Regions from separate parts of the Homo sapiens genome. Here region 1 is linked to region 2. Evidence: read pairs that join two places in POLR2A ChIA-PET (ENCODE). Cell type or tissue: CD4-positive, alpha-beta T cell. All regions are shown on one strand. Each heading gives the region's core, and the rest is flanking DNA. Links, peaks and the distances in the headings are about the cores only. Region 1 has its middle 46 kb from the start of MARCHF8. Region 2 holds the start of WASHC2C (WASH complex subunit 2C).

Region 1 (8,340 bases), core at 149-8,148, 150 kb before region 2:
TTTAAAAAAGGGCTGGAGGAGCTAGTCAGCCCTTTTGCCCTTCCACTTTTCCATCACACGAAGATACAGCAAGAAGGCCCTCACCAGAGAATGAATGCTGGTGCCTTGAACTTCCCAGCTGCTAGAACCATAAGAAATCAATTTCCACTGTTTATAAATTACCCAGTCTCAGGTATTTTGTTATAGCAGCATAACGAACTAAGATATATAAATTTAAAATAAGTATCTGTAATCCTACCACTTTAAGGAGGCCAAAGCAGAGGACTGCCTGTGGCTAGGAGTTAAGACCAGCCTGGAGAATACAGCAAGATCCCATCTCTACTAAAAATTTTAAAAATAGCTGGGCATGGTGGCCCATGTCTGTAGTCCTAGCTACTTGGGAAACCAAGGTAGGGGGATTTGCTTGAGCCCAGGAGTTCGAGGTTACAGTGAGCTATGATCATACCACTGCATTCCAGCCTAGGAGACAGAGTGAGACCCTGTCTCTAAAAAAATTGTTTAATAAAAAATTAAAATATGGATATACATATATCTATTTACACACAAACAAACATATCCTAGCTGTGGCCACTGAGTAGGCCTAGAAATAATGACACATCAGTCACAATAAGCACATCATATATCCAGATCTTGATTTCCAAATACCATTTTTTCCTCACTAATAGTAACAATACTCCTCGAAGAAAAGCTGATTTGAGGGGTGGGCCATACAAAATGAGCCCAGATCATCTTGTTGCACCAGAAAGTAAATAGGTACTCAAAGAATTCTGGAGACATATGAAAACACAGAAGCCAGTTTGAAAGAGTTTACACAGACCAAATTTGGGATGATTTTAGTATCAAGATAATAACAGTAATGAGTTACAGACCACTAAATAAGAATATGTATATGAATCATTCAAATAAATAATTGAACAAATAAATAAATGGGATGTGGAGGGAGGAGGGAAAGGTCTTCCTTACAGTAGAATGCCAATCAATAGCTACAGAAGGAAGCATGCAGTTGGAAAGTCATCACTGGACGCTAAAACTAGTGGGTGAAAGTTTGATGAGGAACAGGATATTAACACATTGTCAACAAATATTAACTTCAAAGAGAAAAACAGTATCATGGCAGTAGAGAAATCTGGCAGATACCAACTAAACCAACTGTTTGATGTTATCAGCAATATTAGAACAAACTGACATCAGGTTGCTCCTAATATGCTGCACTGAGAAAAATAAAAATCACTTTTTTGTTATCCTTGCATAAAATGCATGAACTGAATCTAACCATGAGGAAATTTCAGACAAGTAAAAAGTGAGGGACATTCTAAAAAAATAACTGATCTGTACTCTTCCAAAAGATCAATGTCAAGAATGACAATGAAAGGTTAACAAAGTACTCCAGATTAAAGGAGACTAAAGAAATATGATAATTTCATGGCGATTCAGGACTGGATACTGGACATGGAAAACAAAAGGGCAATAAAGGACATTATAGGGACAACTGTTGAAACTGCACTATGAATTAGATAACAACACCGTACCAATTGTTAAATTTCTTGACTGCTAATTTTACTGTGGTTATGCAAGAGAATACCCTGGCTCTTAGAAATACATGTTGAAGTATTCTTAGGACTTATACAACTTAAACTCAAATGAATCACAAAAAATACATTCACATATATGCATAAAAAGAAAGGGGGAAAGAGTGATAAAGCTAATGAGGTAAAATACAAACAACTGGTGAATCTTAGTAAATTATATGTAGTAATTCTCTATATTCTTTGTGTATTTTTTCTGTAAGTTACACATAAAGCAAAAGACATAACTAGAAAACTAGGTAAGCTTTTTTTTTTTACAAAAATGACAGACAAAAAGTCACTACCTTTCATATATAAACAAGCTATATAAAGCAAATTTCTTTTAAAAAGCACTATAACCCCTCCAAAAGATTAACAGGAAAAGGACATGTACAGCCAACTGCACAAAAGAAGCTAATGAAGTTTTAAAGGAAAGCAAAAACAAAAAGTCAATGAAAGATGAGATGTTTTCCACCTGTTAAATCGGTAATTTTCTTTTTAGAAAACATCAACATTGGCAAGGATGTCCTAAAATGGCCACTCAACACCTTGCTAGTGGAAGCATTAATTAGAATCTTTTAGGAAAGCAGTTCAGCAATATGAATCAAGAGCCTTAAAAATATCCACACCAGGCCAGGCGTGGTGGCTCACGCCTATAATCCCAGCACTTTGGGAGGCAGAGGTGGGTGGATTACCTGAGATCAGGAGTTCGAGACCAGCCTGGCCAACATGGTGAAACCCTGTCTCTACTAAAAATACAAAAGTTAGCCGGACGTGGTGGCGGGCATTGTAATCCCAGCTACTCGGGAGGCTGAGACAGGAGAATTGCTTGAACTCGGGAGGCGGAGGTTGCAGTGAGCCGAGATCATACCACTGCACTCCAGCCTGAAAGACTCCGTCTCCAAAAAAAAAAAAAAAAAAAAAAAAAAAATCCACAGTATTCTACTTCATGACACTATCTGAAAGAAATAATCTAAACTGTGGACTAAAATTTATGCTGAAGATATTCATCAAATGATAACTATAATAGCAAAATTCTTAAAATAATCCACATTAAACAATAGCGAAATCATTACGTAAACAACTTAGGATATAACCACAAAACGCAATATGCAGTCATTAGAAGTTATTTAAAATCAGGAAATATGACATAATAAATGTTAAGAGAATAAAGTTTACAAAATGGGCAGTTAGGATGATCTTAAGTAAAAAAAAAAATTCATAAAGCTCAGAACAGACATATTATAAACAGTGACTGTTTGAAAATGAAAATAAGTAGGGAATATGAACACCTGTCCCAGTCTCCAGTTTATGAGATCTCACCCCTCACCATCTGTGAACTACCACCGCTTACATGATGGTGCCTGTCTCACTCCCTGTGCACTCCAAGTATTTCTTGAGGCCATGGCACCATACCTGGCTGCATTCAGTAAACATTTGCTGCTTCAAATTTACAAACTCTCCCACCTCATTTCATATATGTAAAAAATGTATCTAGCTATTTAAGTCACCTGAAAACTGAAACTATATTGAATATGAAGTTCGTCAAGAACCAGTTTCACTTTTCTTTGCTTCTTTCAAATAAAAACATTAAGGAGGAAACATGCTTGGAGCTTTCGTTAACAACAGACTCCAAGGCAGGCTTGAGACAATATAAAGATACCACATACCTGATTAGTATTGTGCGCTAGGACCACCGGTGGTATTGTCAGTTTATTTTCATGTCAAAGATCATTTGCTTTAGCAGTCTAATCTTAGCTACCACAAAAAAACACACCCATCTGTGTGCTGCCAGAGCTTAGCCCCTACCCAGGGCCACACCTGACTCCAGCTCTGCCCTATTCCCCACTGATTCCACCTTCTACTTGGCAACTTTCTGCCTAATTAGCTAAGCAGAGCACAGTCAGGTAAGAGGAGGCTGTGAGCAAGGCTGGGAACACGGAGAAACCAGACAAGAGTAGGAAGACCTTAACCATGGCAGAGGACCAGCTGAGCGGTATTCGTAAGTCTGTGGTTCTCAACAGGGGCAGTTTATCACCCCAGGGGATTTTGCCAGTGTCTTGGAGATATTTTTAGTTGCCACAATTGTGGTGGTGCTAATGGCACCTAGTAGGAAGAGGCCAGGGATGCTACTGAACATCCTACAATACACAGAACAGTTCCCCACAACAAAGAATTATCCAACCCCAACTGTCAGCAGAGCTAAGGTCAAGAAATCCTACCACAGACTGATGCATCCACTAATACAGTGGAGTCTACTGCACAGTACAATTCAGCAGGAACAAGACACCCAGTGGTTAGAGGAGACCTGAGGTAGTTCAGGAAATGTAAACACACACATTACCTCCTCACTCAGATGCTAAGGTGATCAAAATTCTACCTCAAGAATTGGGAATGAGGGCATTGTAATTAATTAATTAATCAAATAAAACTAGTAAGAATGCTTTTTTCCCCAAGGGCTTGCTCCTATAAATATCTTATATTTCTTCAAAGACTGCTTCACAGCAGAAACTGTAAGAAGATAATACTATCAAAATTGCCCAGACTGGTAAACATCTCCAGAAAACTTGGCAACACACCCACATAATCAATGACAAATTTAATTTAGCTGTGTATCTCAACAGGCCCTTCCTACTAGGTGCCATTAGCACCCCCACAGTTGTGGCAACTAAAAACTCAAACTCAAAGTTCCCAGCTTAGTTTACGGGGAAAGTGTCAAGCTTTCAAAGATCACTCAAAAAGAAGAAAAGGGCTGCTTTCCCAGATGAATCATCAAGAACTACACAAGACTTAAAGGAGTAACATTTTCAAAACTGAGAACAGTACTTAGGCACTTCAACCAAAAAAAAAAAAAAAGCAGATTTTCAAAAAAGTATATGAATCATCATTATTATAATTTGGTTAAAGTAATGACCAATGAGTCACGCCACAATATGTTTTTTAAAATTATTTTAACAACCTTATCATGCCATAATGTCCACCTATGGGAGGCCAAAAGGTTAGAGAAGCCATCCAGTACTATCCCTGGCTGGCTGGGACTTAAATAACTTCAACCTGTCTCTAAAGCATCATTTTGCCTATCTACCTTGACCTCTGTCCTTTCAGTGTTAGGAAATACCCACCACTTAAGGTGGCCCCCTTCAATGTTGGACAGGAATTAACTGTTAGGAGTGTGTCCATTATGCTGAATCCAGAGCACCTCCCGTTCAACTACAGCTATTAGTTTTGAATCACATGAAACCAGCCTAATTATTCTCTATACAGCAGCCCTTCAAGTTTCCATATTATCTTGTCTTTCTCATCCAAGCCTTTTTCTTCTCCAAGTTGTAAAATGCACTCCCCCCACAAGCTGTTACAGTTAGCTATTTAAGTGATACAATTAAGATTAAACAGGAGACCAAAAAAACCAGAATGGCAGAACTGAAAGGAATCAGAGACCAGCCAGTTCAAACCCAATCCCATTTTTATAAATGAGTAAACAAGGCAGAGAGAGGTGAGGCAAGGCTGCTTGCCAGAGGTCAAGCTATTCAGAAAAGTCAGGAGCAGAATTCAAGTTTCCTAACTCTTTCGCCCCTCAGAACTGTATCAAGTTGTACAGATGTTGTGTGAAAGGATTGACAGTTTTTGTTTTATAAAAATATAAATACTGAGAGAAAAGATGATCCATCTACCAAGAATCTGTATTAAAAAGTGATGCAGGTGAAAAAAACTAGGTAACTTAACTTAAAAAATACATAAGAAAGGAAATGTAGTCATAGACTACTACCTGGCTTTGCAGATGAATAGTTAAGTTGTCACTAACTAAATATTTCTTATTGATTTCACTAAAAATACGGATGTAACCACAGTCAGAGAGTGGGAAATGGTAAATGAGGAGTTTAAGATGTCCAAATCCTCACCTATCAAACTGGGAAGGCAATGCATAATATTTAAAGTGGATAAACAAATAACAGTGGAATAAAATGTTTAGAAATATTAAAAATAGGTATTATAACAAGAATAGAGTTTGCCTCTATTTTTCATTGCAAGACTTTATGCTCGCTATTTTTAAACAATGTCCAAGTATTATTTTGATAAAAATTTCAACATTAATTTTAAGATACAGAAAAATAAGGGATCGGTAATAGATAATGTTGTAGGCAAGTGAATAGGGGAAAGAACACCAAAACACCATTAGTGGGAGTACAGACTGAAATAAAAACGGGACAACCAATTGCCACTATCCAATTTAAATCTCCTTTGACCAGGCAATTCCACTTCTAGGGCTCTAGACTAAGAATACACCCATAAATGTTCAAAGATATATATATGAGAATGATCACTGTGACACCATTTTAAAAGATACAAATCAGAGCACACTAAATATCAACTAACAGGGGAAGGGCTGAATAATTCATGAATATATGTACCCATATATTCTTCACACTCATCCCACAAATATTTATTGATTGCTAGGTACTAAGTATAGAATAGTAAATAAAACTCAACCTGCAAAGGAATACTACATCATTATTAAAAGAATGCGGATCTGTATGTATTGATCTAGGTGAAAAAGCATATTTCAAAATATAGTATGTAGTATGATGCTACTTTTATTAAAATACCCAGTATAACTAGATGAGACTTTTTCTTTATGTACTTACAGTATTTGACTTTTTTAGCATTGTGACATTACCTGTGTAGCTCTTTTAAAGACAATAAAGACATATGCTTGTCAGATTGGATAAAAGCAGTAACAAAAGAAAGCAAAAAAGAATGGAGGGAAGGTGATGGCACGCGCCTGCAATCCCAGCTACTCCGGAGGCTGAGGCAGAGAATTGCTTAAACCTGGAGGGGCGGAGGTTGCAGTGAGCCAAGATCGTGCCACTGCACTCCAGCCTGGGTGACAGAGCGAGACTTCATTTCCAAAAAAAAAAAAAAAAAAAAAGGAGGAAAGGAAAGAATCTACTTTTTGTAAGTCTATATAGTAAAACAGGGAAGATGCACATGATTTCCACTTCTAGATTCTACCAACATATATACAATCATATATATATATATATATATATATATATATATATATATATATCAAGAAATTCTCTCACACATTCACAAGAACTAAGAAACAATCTAAATTTTCATCAATGAAAGAATGAACAAATTGTGATCTATTCATACAATAAAACACCATACAGTAGTTATTAAAACTCAAACCACAAAAGCACAAATCTGAGGGAAAATCTCACATGTTAGAGAATACATACAGAATAAAATTATTTATGTAAAACTTTTTAAAAAGCAACAAAATAAAACTATCTTTACTTATGGATAAATATGGACCCACAGATTATGGACCCACAGATTAAAAACACCATGAGATACCACTTCTCAGCCTAAATATCTGACAATATTAAGTGACAATATTAAGGACATGGAACAAGAACTCCAATGTCTGCTAAGGTAAATGCATACTGGTACCACCACTATGGAAAACAACATTATATACAGTGGTAGTCAGAAATCTAAAGATAGTCCTCCAAGATTCCTGCCCCTGGTTATTCAAACACTAATTTGAGTATAGCTGTGAAAGGACCACGGAGATAAAATAGAGTAATCTAGATTATCCCAGTGGACCCAATCAAATCATATGAGCCCTTAAAAGCAGAGAATGGTCTCCATCTAGAGAAGGAAAAAAATATGAGTCAGAGAGATTCAAAGCATGAGAGAGATTCAACCTCCTATTGCCGGCTTTGAAGATGAAGAAAGAAAGAGGATCACAAGGCAAGAAATGTATGGCCTGTAGAAGCTGAGAACGACCATCAGCTAACATCCAGCAAGGACACATGGACCTCAGTCCTACAACCATATGAACTGAATTCTACCAACAACCCAAATAAGTGTGGGAGTTGATTTATCTCCAGAGCCTCCAGAAAAGAATGCAGTCCTACTGACAACTTGATTTCAGCCTCCTAAGACCCAGAGCAGATAACCCAGCCAAGCCTACTGCATTTCTGACCTATAGGACCATGAGATTTTAAAATGTGTGTTGTTTTAAGCCTCTAAGTTTGTGGTAATTAGTTACACAGCAACAGAAAACTACTACTTCTAGAAAAGTTGAAGAAATGCATTATCCTACAACCCAGCAGCTATACACCTGACCATACACAAAGAGAAACTCTTGCCCAAGAGCATAAAAAGACATGCACAATGTTCACATCACCACTGCTCATGATAGAAAAAAAATGGACAATCCAGTCATTCATCAGTACTACAAAGGACAAATTGTGGAATATTCATAATGTAACACAATAAGACAAGGAGACACCAATGAACTACGGCCATACAAAAATATGAATGAGTCTCAAATCTCATACGGAATAAAAAAGCAAATGAAAGAAGTTTACCCACAATACAATTCTAGTCATAAAGTTCAACAGCATGCAGGGCAAAACAACACAGCTTAGAGATACAAATGTGGTAAAACTATAGCAATGAAATAATAAAAACAAAATTCAGGGTAGCAGTTATGTCTCTGGGAACATAACAGAATGGGATCAGAGAAGAGAGATGAAGGGCATCAAAAGTAATGTAGATTGTTCCTAACTGGTGATTACAGAATAACAGCACTTACATTCTATACATAATTTATAAATATTGTAATATCTATTCAATATTTGAAAAATGAAAACATCTAGATAATCAAACTTCTACATAACAAAAAAAACTTCTTTTCTTTGGCAAAGATGTGTTCATTGAAAGGAATAATTCAAATGATATAAAGAGTCCAATCATTTTT
Region 2 (8,284 bases), core at 285-8,284:
CAAAACCAACCTGTTGCATAAGCTAGTGCTTTTACTCACTATACTGTACTGTTTTGAAAAACAGTTTGTGGCCAGGCATTGTGAATCACGCCTGCAATCGGAGAACTTTGAGAGGGTGAGGCAGGTGGATCACCTGAAGTCCGGAGTTTAAGACCAGCCTGGCCAATATGGCAAAACCTTGTCTCCACTAAAAATACAAAAATTAGCTGGGCATGGTGGCACACGCCTGTAATCCTAGCTACTTGGGAAGCTGAGGCACGAGAGTCACTTGAACCCAGGAGGTGGAGGTTGCAGTGAGCCAAGATCGTGCCACTGCACTCCAGCCTGGGCGTCAGAGTAAGACTCTGTCTCCAAACAGACAAATAAATAAATAAATGGGCTACTCTATTCAGGAGAAATTCAGATTTTGGAGTCACAATGTTTCAGTGATAAATTCCAGGGTGTGGGACGTAGATTAAGGGTGTTAAGTTCGTGGCCACTGAAGTTACCCATGATGGTGTTACATAAAATCCAAGTTTGGTAATTGGCTCGCCTCAATTTTACCAACCAAGTTCCAAGTTCTAAAGTGTGTATGTGTGTGCGTGCGTGCGCGCGCGCGTGTGTGTGTGTTTTAATGAATGTGGGGGAAGTGGAAGAGGTTGGTAGATGGTGACTTAAAAATGAAGTCCCCTTAAGACTCTAAGACTGTTTTTGCAGACAGCAGTCTTAGTCTTCTTCCAGGCTGGAGTGGAGTGGTGCAATCTCGGCTGACTGCAACCTTGGTCTCAGGGGCTCAAGCGATCATTCCACCTCATTCTCCTGAGTAGCTCGAACTACAGATCTATGCCGCCATGTCCAGCTAATTTTTTTTTTTTGTAGATATGGGGTTTCACCATGTTTCCCAGGCTGGTCTCGAACCGCCTTGGCCTCCCACAGTGCTGGGATTACAGGTGTGAGCCACCACGCCAGCCCAGCCTTAGTGTTAACACTGTTATAGGTTACTGTAACATATTGGCTCACAGTGTGTGTTCTCGGGTCTGCCTCTTTCCTGGTTACCTAATCATAAGTAAGTTACTTCTCCTTTCTGTACCTCAGTTTCCTCAACTATAATTTGGAAATAATATTTCCTCCCTCATAGTCATTGTGTGAATTAAATGAACAATGTATAAAGTGGTAAATACTGAACACTTGATAAATGTTAGCTATTATTAAAGGAGAGACTGATATTTAAATGATTACAATACAATGTAATACCTTAGGATAAATACATCAAAAACAACTTTTTTCCTTATTTATTTTACAGCTTTATTACTGATTTCCCTCTAAAAAGAGACCCAAATAAATGTGGAGCGACTCATTATAGAGTAAGGAATCACAAAGTACCATAGTCACGTAACAAAAGCAAAAAAAAAAAAAAAGCAATTGTTTTACCTTTCAACTGCTGATGTTATGTACAATCTATCACAAGAAGCATAGCTGTGCATTCATGAGCTGATTGTATTAACCTCTAGAATTTTAGAAACGAGCACATCTAAGCATGTGGATACTCTCTTACCTTACAAAGTAAAAGCAAGCATTTTCTATTTTAAAATTTTTATATCTGTGTAAAACGAAGAATTCCTGGAGGTCAAATAAGAAAAATATACCAAACTCAAAACACTATTAAGTCATGAAACGAAGACTCTGAGGTAGAAGTCAAGCAATATAATCCACAATTTCAGGTATTCCCAGCAACCATCGCATCTCGCAAGTAAGATGTATTTTTTTTTAAAGTCTCAACTTCCAAAAAATCAATAATCCATTCTGTAAAATCAGATGTAAAACTATGACCGAGCCGGGCGCAGTGGCTCACGCCTGTAATCCCAGCACTTTGGGAGGCTGAGGCGGGCGGATCACGAGGTCAGGAGATCGAGACCATCCTGGCTAACACAGTGAAACCCTGTCTCTATTAAAAATACAAAAAATTAGCCAGGCGTGGTGGCGGGCTCTTGTAGTCACAGCTACTCGGGAGGCTGAGGCAGGAGAATGGCATGAACCTGGGAGGCGGACCTTGCAGTGAGCCGAGACTGCACTCCAGCCTGGGCGACAGAGAGAGACTCCGTCTCAAAAACAAACAAACAAACAAACAAACGACAACAAAAAAAACCAACTATGACCGACAGAAGACACCCAAACTTTTGTCGTGGTAACACAGTAAATGCTTTTACTAAAAGCTGCCAACATTTCTATCGTAAGGGGGCAGCTGGTTGTAACCTTAATGTCCATATTGGTCGGGATAGTAAGGTTCTTGTCTGTGTTGCGGGTAATTGTTACCGCAGGATTGTCCACGCCACTGATTGGATCGATTGTCACTTGGCCACCCCCATCTGCCGTCCCTGCCTCTGAACTGTCTGCTATCTTGCAACCGATTGTCTCTGTTTCTTTGGTTCCCACCAGCTCTGCTATTCCATTCCTCAACAATTGGAGAGGACTCAGGAGGGCGTTTCAAGTATTCCTGATACTCCTCGTCATCTTCTGTGAATCTACTAGCAAACATCTCTTCAAAATTTGGAACAGCTTTGGCAGTGTCAGTCATTCTGAAATTCCCAAAGATTTGAGGCAGCTGTATTGTTTAATGTTTAGGTTGTTTAAATCCGCCAAGGGCTGTGTCTATCTAGCTCGGGCCGAACCCCGCCAGCGAGACACTAAGAGACCGCAGGAGAGGTGGCCTCTGGCCCACCACACCGTGGAACTCCAGACCACCCCAGCTCTCCAATGTAGCGGAGACCCTTCCGCTAGCCATAGAAAATAACTTAAGTCACTTAAGCTGTACTTGGGGTAATCAGGTTATTTAATGAGGTGATAACTGAGGTGACTACAAAAGAAAAGTCTGGGATTGGGTGTGTGAGCAAGGTGCATGGGGACAGTGGTATGTTCTAGGTTGAAGGCTCACCCTAGGCCAAGCACCGTGGCACCTGTTTTACAATATCATAACTTTAATATCACATCCTTGCAAGATATGTAGCTTCGTTTTACTGAGGAAAGCTCAGAAAAGTTAAATAACTCGCCCTTGGGCACACATGACTGGAAAGAAATTGGGATTTTTATTTTAGTAAGTAAGTTGGTCAGGCACAAGGGCGACTCAGCAGAGGGAACTTCAAGGAAGTGTGAGACAACAGCTGGAGCCCTGAGCTGGGAGAGTGGAGGACGAATTATAAAGAGTTTTATGCCTGCCATAATGAGAAGCTTGTCCTTGAACTTGAGGGGAATGCTGAGAGTGCAAAGGACTTTAAGCAGGCCCTACACAGTGGCAGCCAAGCAGGTCATAAAGAGCAAGATGATGCCCAGGCAGATCAGGGATTCTCTTATCTACAGAGCGTCCGCCTACCAGCTCCTTCACAGCAGCGGATTTTGCTGCAAGAGAAGAGGCAGCAGGCCAGGCCTTTTCCTTCGCCCACAGCGCCTACGTCGAAGGCTCCCAGGCTGGTTGCTCCACTGGCTGCTTGAGGTCCCCTCTCTCCAGACCCGCCGAACTGGCGGCCGGTGCTTTGGCCGATCCCGCGCCGCTGCCTCGGGCCTTGGGCGGCAGCGCCCCCCGCCCAACCCGCCTCTGCAGCGTTCCTGGCGTCAGCCCCTATCCTCCAGCTTCCTCCGCCCCAACCTAGGGTAGAACCCCAAACTCCAGTCCCAGTCCACTTCCGCAGCTTCCTCCCCTCAGCATCGCAGGTCGGATCACGTGCGGGTTCTGTCACGTGACATCAGGTCACGTGAGGCCGGTCACGCCCCGGGCAGCTTGGCTGGGGCTAGGCTTCCGGGGCTCTGCGGTCCTCGGCCTGTGCTGGCAGCCTCGGAGCCCACCGAGCCGGGCGGCTGGGATGGTGAGGGCGGCGGGCCGGAGAGGGGCCGGCCTGGGCTGGGGCCGCCGTCCCTGCCGCCCTCAGGCTCAGCCTCTCTTCTCGTTTTTTTCGCTGCAGATGAACCGGACGACCCCCGACCAGGAGCTGGTGCCGGCGTCGGAGCCCGTGTGGGAGCGGCCGTGGTCGGTGGAGGAGATCCGCAGGAGCAGCCAGAGCTGGTCGCTGGCGGCCGACGCGGGCGTGAGAGGCGGGCCCCGGGGACGCGAGAGCGGCAGGGGTGACGCTTGGCTTGCGCGCAGGAGGGCCGGACCGCGACTGCCCCTGCACCTGGCCCGTCCCGTTGCCTGCCCTCTTAGGAACACACGCCCCGTTTAGCCCCCGAGAATGCCACCCTGGCAGTCCCCGGCCACCAGGGAGAGGGGCAGACCCTGACCGTGGCCCAGACGCGACGTTCCCTTCATGGGGTTTCTGGCTCAGCTCCATCCGGAGGGGAGATCCGTTTCCGCCACACTGAGGGATTGCTCGGGCACTAGGGAGGCGATTCCTGTTGGGACCTGGACTAAATGGGGTGGGAAACAAGCCAGTATGTGGATATCCTTTAATGGGATTCTTCAAATCGGGGGCCCAAAAAGCTCAGAACTGTTCGAGTCCCAAATGAATAGGATTTTTGAATAAGAGTGGTGGTTGATTAGCTAACCCTTGGTCTGTGATCTCTGTAGATTGACAACCAAAGAGGACTTTTAAAAGGAGACAGGGTTTTGCCCTGTCGCCCAGGCTGGAGTGCAAGTGGCTCGATCTTGGCTCACTGAATCCTCTGGGGTTCAGGTGATCCTCTCACCTCAGCGTCCTGAGTAGCTGGGACTATAGGCGTCCACCACACCTGTCTGATTTGTTTATTTATTTAATTTTAGTAGAGATGGGGGTCTTGCTATGTTGCCCAGACTGGTCTGCAACTCCTGGACTCTAGCGATAACCCTGCCTCAGCCTCCCAAAGTGTTGGATTACAAGCGTGAGCCACCATACCCAGTGCCAAAAAGGGATTTTAAATTTTTCCAGAAACGAGATAGGTGTCCATTAGCTCACTGCCACTCTTTTGATGAGCTTTCTTAGTGTTTTCCAATGTCACTTGGTTTTAGTACTTGTCAAACCAGCATTCCGGCCGGGCACAGTGGCTCACACCTGTAATCCTAGCACTTTGGGAGGCCGAGGTGGGCGAATCACGAGGTCAGGAGTTCGAGACCAGCCTGGCCAACATGGTGAAACCCCGTCTCTACTAAAAATACACAAAATTAGTTGGGCGTTGTGGCGGGCACCTGTAATTCCAGCTACTCGGGAGGCTGAGGCAGGAGAATCGCTTGAACGCGGGAGGTGCAGTGAGCCGAGATGGCGCCACTGTACTCCAGCCCAGGCAACAGAGTGAAACTCTCTCTCAAAAAAAAAAAAAAGCATTTCTTTCACATTCTAACACTCAAAGGTGAAAGGAAATGGGTTCTTTTTTGATGTGACATGCAGAATAGTTACATGTAACATTGATACTACTGTATGTTTATTTTTTAAAATAGCTACTACAGTTTCTACAGGAATTCTCACAGCAAACTATCTCTAGGACCCATGAAATCAAGAAACAAGTGGACGGACTAATCCGGGAAACCAAAGCCACAGATTGTCGCCTGCATAATGTCTTCAATGACTTCCTTATGCTCTCTAATACCCAGTTCATAGAGAATGTGAGTTATTTAGTTATATTATAATTCCTTTTTTGGGAGTAGGAGATATTGTAATTTTAAATAACTTACTGTTAGGTTCCCTCCTAAATTTTGGTGGAAGTGTGGTTCTTGGTAATTGTAGCTTTTTTCTCTGGGATTAACGCCTCTTTTTTATTTGTAAAGTTTTAAGTCCTTTTTTCCAAGCCTCTAAAAAAGTCTAATGATAAAATTTTCTTATACTTCAGTGCTTCCATCTTTTGTCGTTTTGAGAGTAGTCAGCAATTGTGCTGAATTGTGTGGCACTCACACTGCCTTTGTTGTGGCGTGATCTGTAAGGACAGCTGTTTACCTGGTTAGACCCTCTGGACACCAGCATATGGTTTCAGTTGTTGATTGGGGTCATTCTGTTCTGATAAATTATATTCAGGGGATATATATGTCTGCTTGCAATATTCTCAACTAAAGTTTATGATGGCCGAACTTACAATATGGAATCAACTGTAAACAGATTACTGAGCTTAAATCTATGTGTGATTTCTGTCTATTTACTGTTTCTTCTAGGTGGTAGGAATACATAGGTAAATTAGATAGAGCCTCTCCCTTGGCAAATAGTATAATTCCAGCATACAAAGGAAGTAAGTATGGCTGGAGCAGAGTGGAGACTTAAGAGATGAGGATGGAGAGGAAGCTTAGGTAACAGACCTGTGTTTCTCATAGGGTGTCCCAACTTTCTGAATATCAGCATTCATTTGTGGAAAAAGGATTATTAAAGTAAGCGATCTCCCGAGATTGTTAGATATAAAGTAATAAAATTTTCAGAATCACAAAATTATTAAAAAAGCCCAAGATTTAGAATAGTTAAGAGAATGCCATGTAGTCAACTTGTGCAGCATGTTTGTGCATTTTTTAATAGCTCAAGTTAAATGCCACTTCCTGTCTTTTTTTGGAGAGCTATATATAAAATAAAGACATTAATAAAGGTGTTAGAGATCTCTTTGCCAGTTATTTCCTTTAACAGCAAAGGAGTACTTATGAGTTTGAAAAATAACAAGTATTCGGCCAGGCGTGGTGGCTCATGCCTGTAATCCCAGCACTTTGGGAGGCCAAGACGGGTGGATCACCTGAGGTTGGGAGTTCGAGACCAGCCTGACCAACATGGAGAAACCCCGTCTCTACTAAAAAAATACAAAATTAGCCGGGCATGGTGGCGCATGCCTGTAATCCCAGCTACTTGGGAAGGCTGAGGCAGGAGAATCGCTTGAACCTGGGAGGCGGAGGTTGCGGTGAGCCGAGATCCTGCCATTGTACTCCAGCCTGGGCAATAAGAGCGAAACTCCGTCTCAAAAAAAAAAAAAAGTATTCAAGTAAAATCAGTAGTTTTCTGATTGTTTACACAGAATGTCCATGCTTGGTCCTGACTATCTCACTGGAAAAGTCAGGGACTCTAGACTCAACTTCTCTGGTGTGCACAGCCCCATAATGTTTTCATCAAGATTAATTTGGTGTCCTTTTAAGCACTCCTGTTCTTTTCATTCTGTACTTTTCTTGCTGGATCAGGTAGTCAGCACTTCTCTGCAGTCAGTGCTGCAGCACCAGAGTCCCAAAGGATTTGGGAAGTTTCTTTTTTTTTTTGAGATGGAGTCTCACTCTGTCACCCAGGCTGGAGTGCAGTGGTGCGATCTCCGCTCACTGCAAGCTCCGCCTCCCGGGTTCACGCCATTCTCCTGCCTCAACCTTCCAAGTAGCTGGGACTACAGGCGCGTGCCACCACGCCTGGCTAATTTTTTGTATTTTTAGAAGAGACGGGGTTTCACCGAGTTAGCCAGGATGATCTCGATCTCCTGACCTCGTGATCCGCCCACCTCGACCTCCCAAAGTGCTGGGATTACAGGCCTGAGCCACGGCGCCCGGCAAGGGAAGTTTACTTTGTACCCAGTGTGCCTGTACCAGATTGGTACTAGATTGGTACCAGATCAATACTTCAGTGGGAAGAAATGGGGAACATCATACAATTTTTCTCAATCACAGTCTTAGGTCTTATCTTTTCTCCAGCTCTTTTCTAGCCAAGTTTTCGTAGATTCTGAGTTTTCCATGTTGTAGTTTTTGTGGAGTTTTTTTGGTTTTGTTTTATTGTGTTTTGGTAATTGTTCTTTATTTCTGTCCAATACTGGGGATTTCCTGTTTTCCATCCATCTCTCCATCCCTTTAGCCTTAGCTTTTTTTTTTTTCTTCCGAGACAGAGTCTTGCTCTGTCATCCAGGCTGGAGTGCAGTGACACCATCTCGGCTCACTGCAACATCCGCCTCCCGTGTTCAAGCAATTCTCCTGCCCACACCTCCCATGTAGTTGGGATTACAGGCTCCCGCCACCAGGCCTGGCTAATTTTTTTTCTATTTTTAGTAGAGATGGGGTTTCACCATGTTGGTGAGTCTGCTTTTGAACTTCTGACCTCAAGCGATCTGCCCATTGCAACCTCCGCCTCCCGGGTTCAAGCAGTTATCCTACTTCAGCCTCCCAAAGTGCTAGGATTACAGGCGCGAGCCACTGCGCTCGGCCCTTAGTGTTAAGTCTTGATGCCCCTTCGCCTTCCAGTCTGCAGCCAGAACTCTTCTCCGGATGTGCTGGTTGCCGCTGCCAAATCTTAATTACTTCCCAGACCTTCCATAAGGCCACATGCTATAGGTTTTTTTCATTTGTGGCAAAGCATGATAATACTGAGAAAACAGCTAATGCATAATAAAACTCTGAAAAAATATACTTGCT

The links. ChIA-PET counts read pairs that join two places held together with the same protein. Peaks named below come from ENCODE experiments on the same cell type or tissue, not always from the same donor. Only the 100,000 strongest peaks of a DNase experiment are listed, where the experiment ranks them.
Region 1: POLR2A ChIA-PET joins it to region 2 with 8 read pairs; 1 of 35 experiments calls an interaction of 5 or more read pairs at or near these places.

The regions. Positions count from the first base shown.
Region 1 is chr10:45,577,536-45,585,875 of GRCh38, forward strand. It overlaps a transcript of MARCHF8 not described here. Among named protein-coding and RNA genes, the nearest start is that of MARCHF8, 46 kb to the left of the region's middle. In CD4-positive, alpha-beta T cell, for the core only: no CTCF peak of the experiment used is centred there; a DNase peak (open chromatin) is centred at 3,576; H3K4me3 peaks cover 1,617 bases; H3K27ac peaks cover 2,160 bases.
Region 2 is chr10:45,723,485-45,731,768 of GRCh38, forward strand. WASHC2C (WASH complex subunit 2C) reads left to right here and starts at 3,782. Exons shown (of 31, transcript NM_001330074.2): 1 at 3,782-3,836; 2 at 3,933-4,055; 3 at 5,378-5,542. The coding sequence starts at 3,834. It overlaps LOC107984227 (RNA guanine-N7 methyltransferase activating subunit-like), which reads right to left and starts at 3,698. Exons shown (of 1, transcript NR_199876.1): 1 at 1,268-3,698. RefSeq lists enhancers at 3,008-3,753, 3,754-4,498 and a silencer at 3,473-3,522. In CD4-positive, alpha-beta T cell, for the core only: no CTCF peak of the experiment used is centred there; a DNase peak (open chromatin) is centred at 3,677; H3K4me3 peaks cover 1,589 bases; H3K27ac peaks cover 360 bases.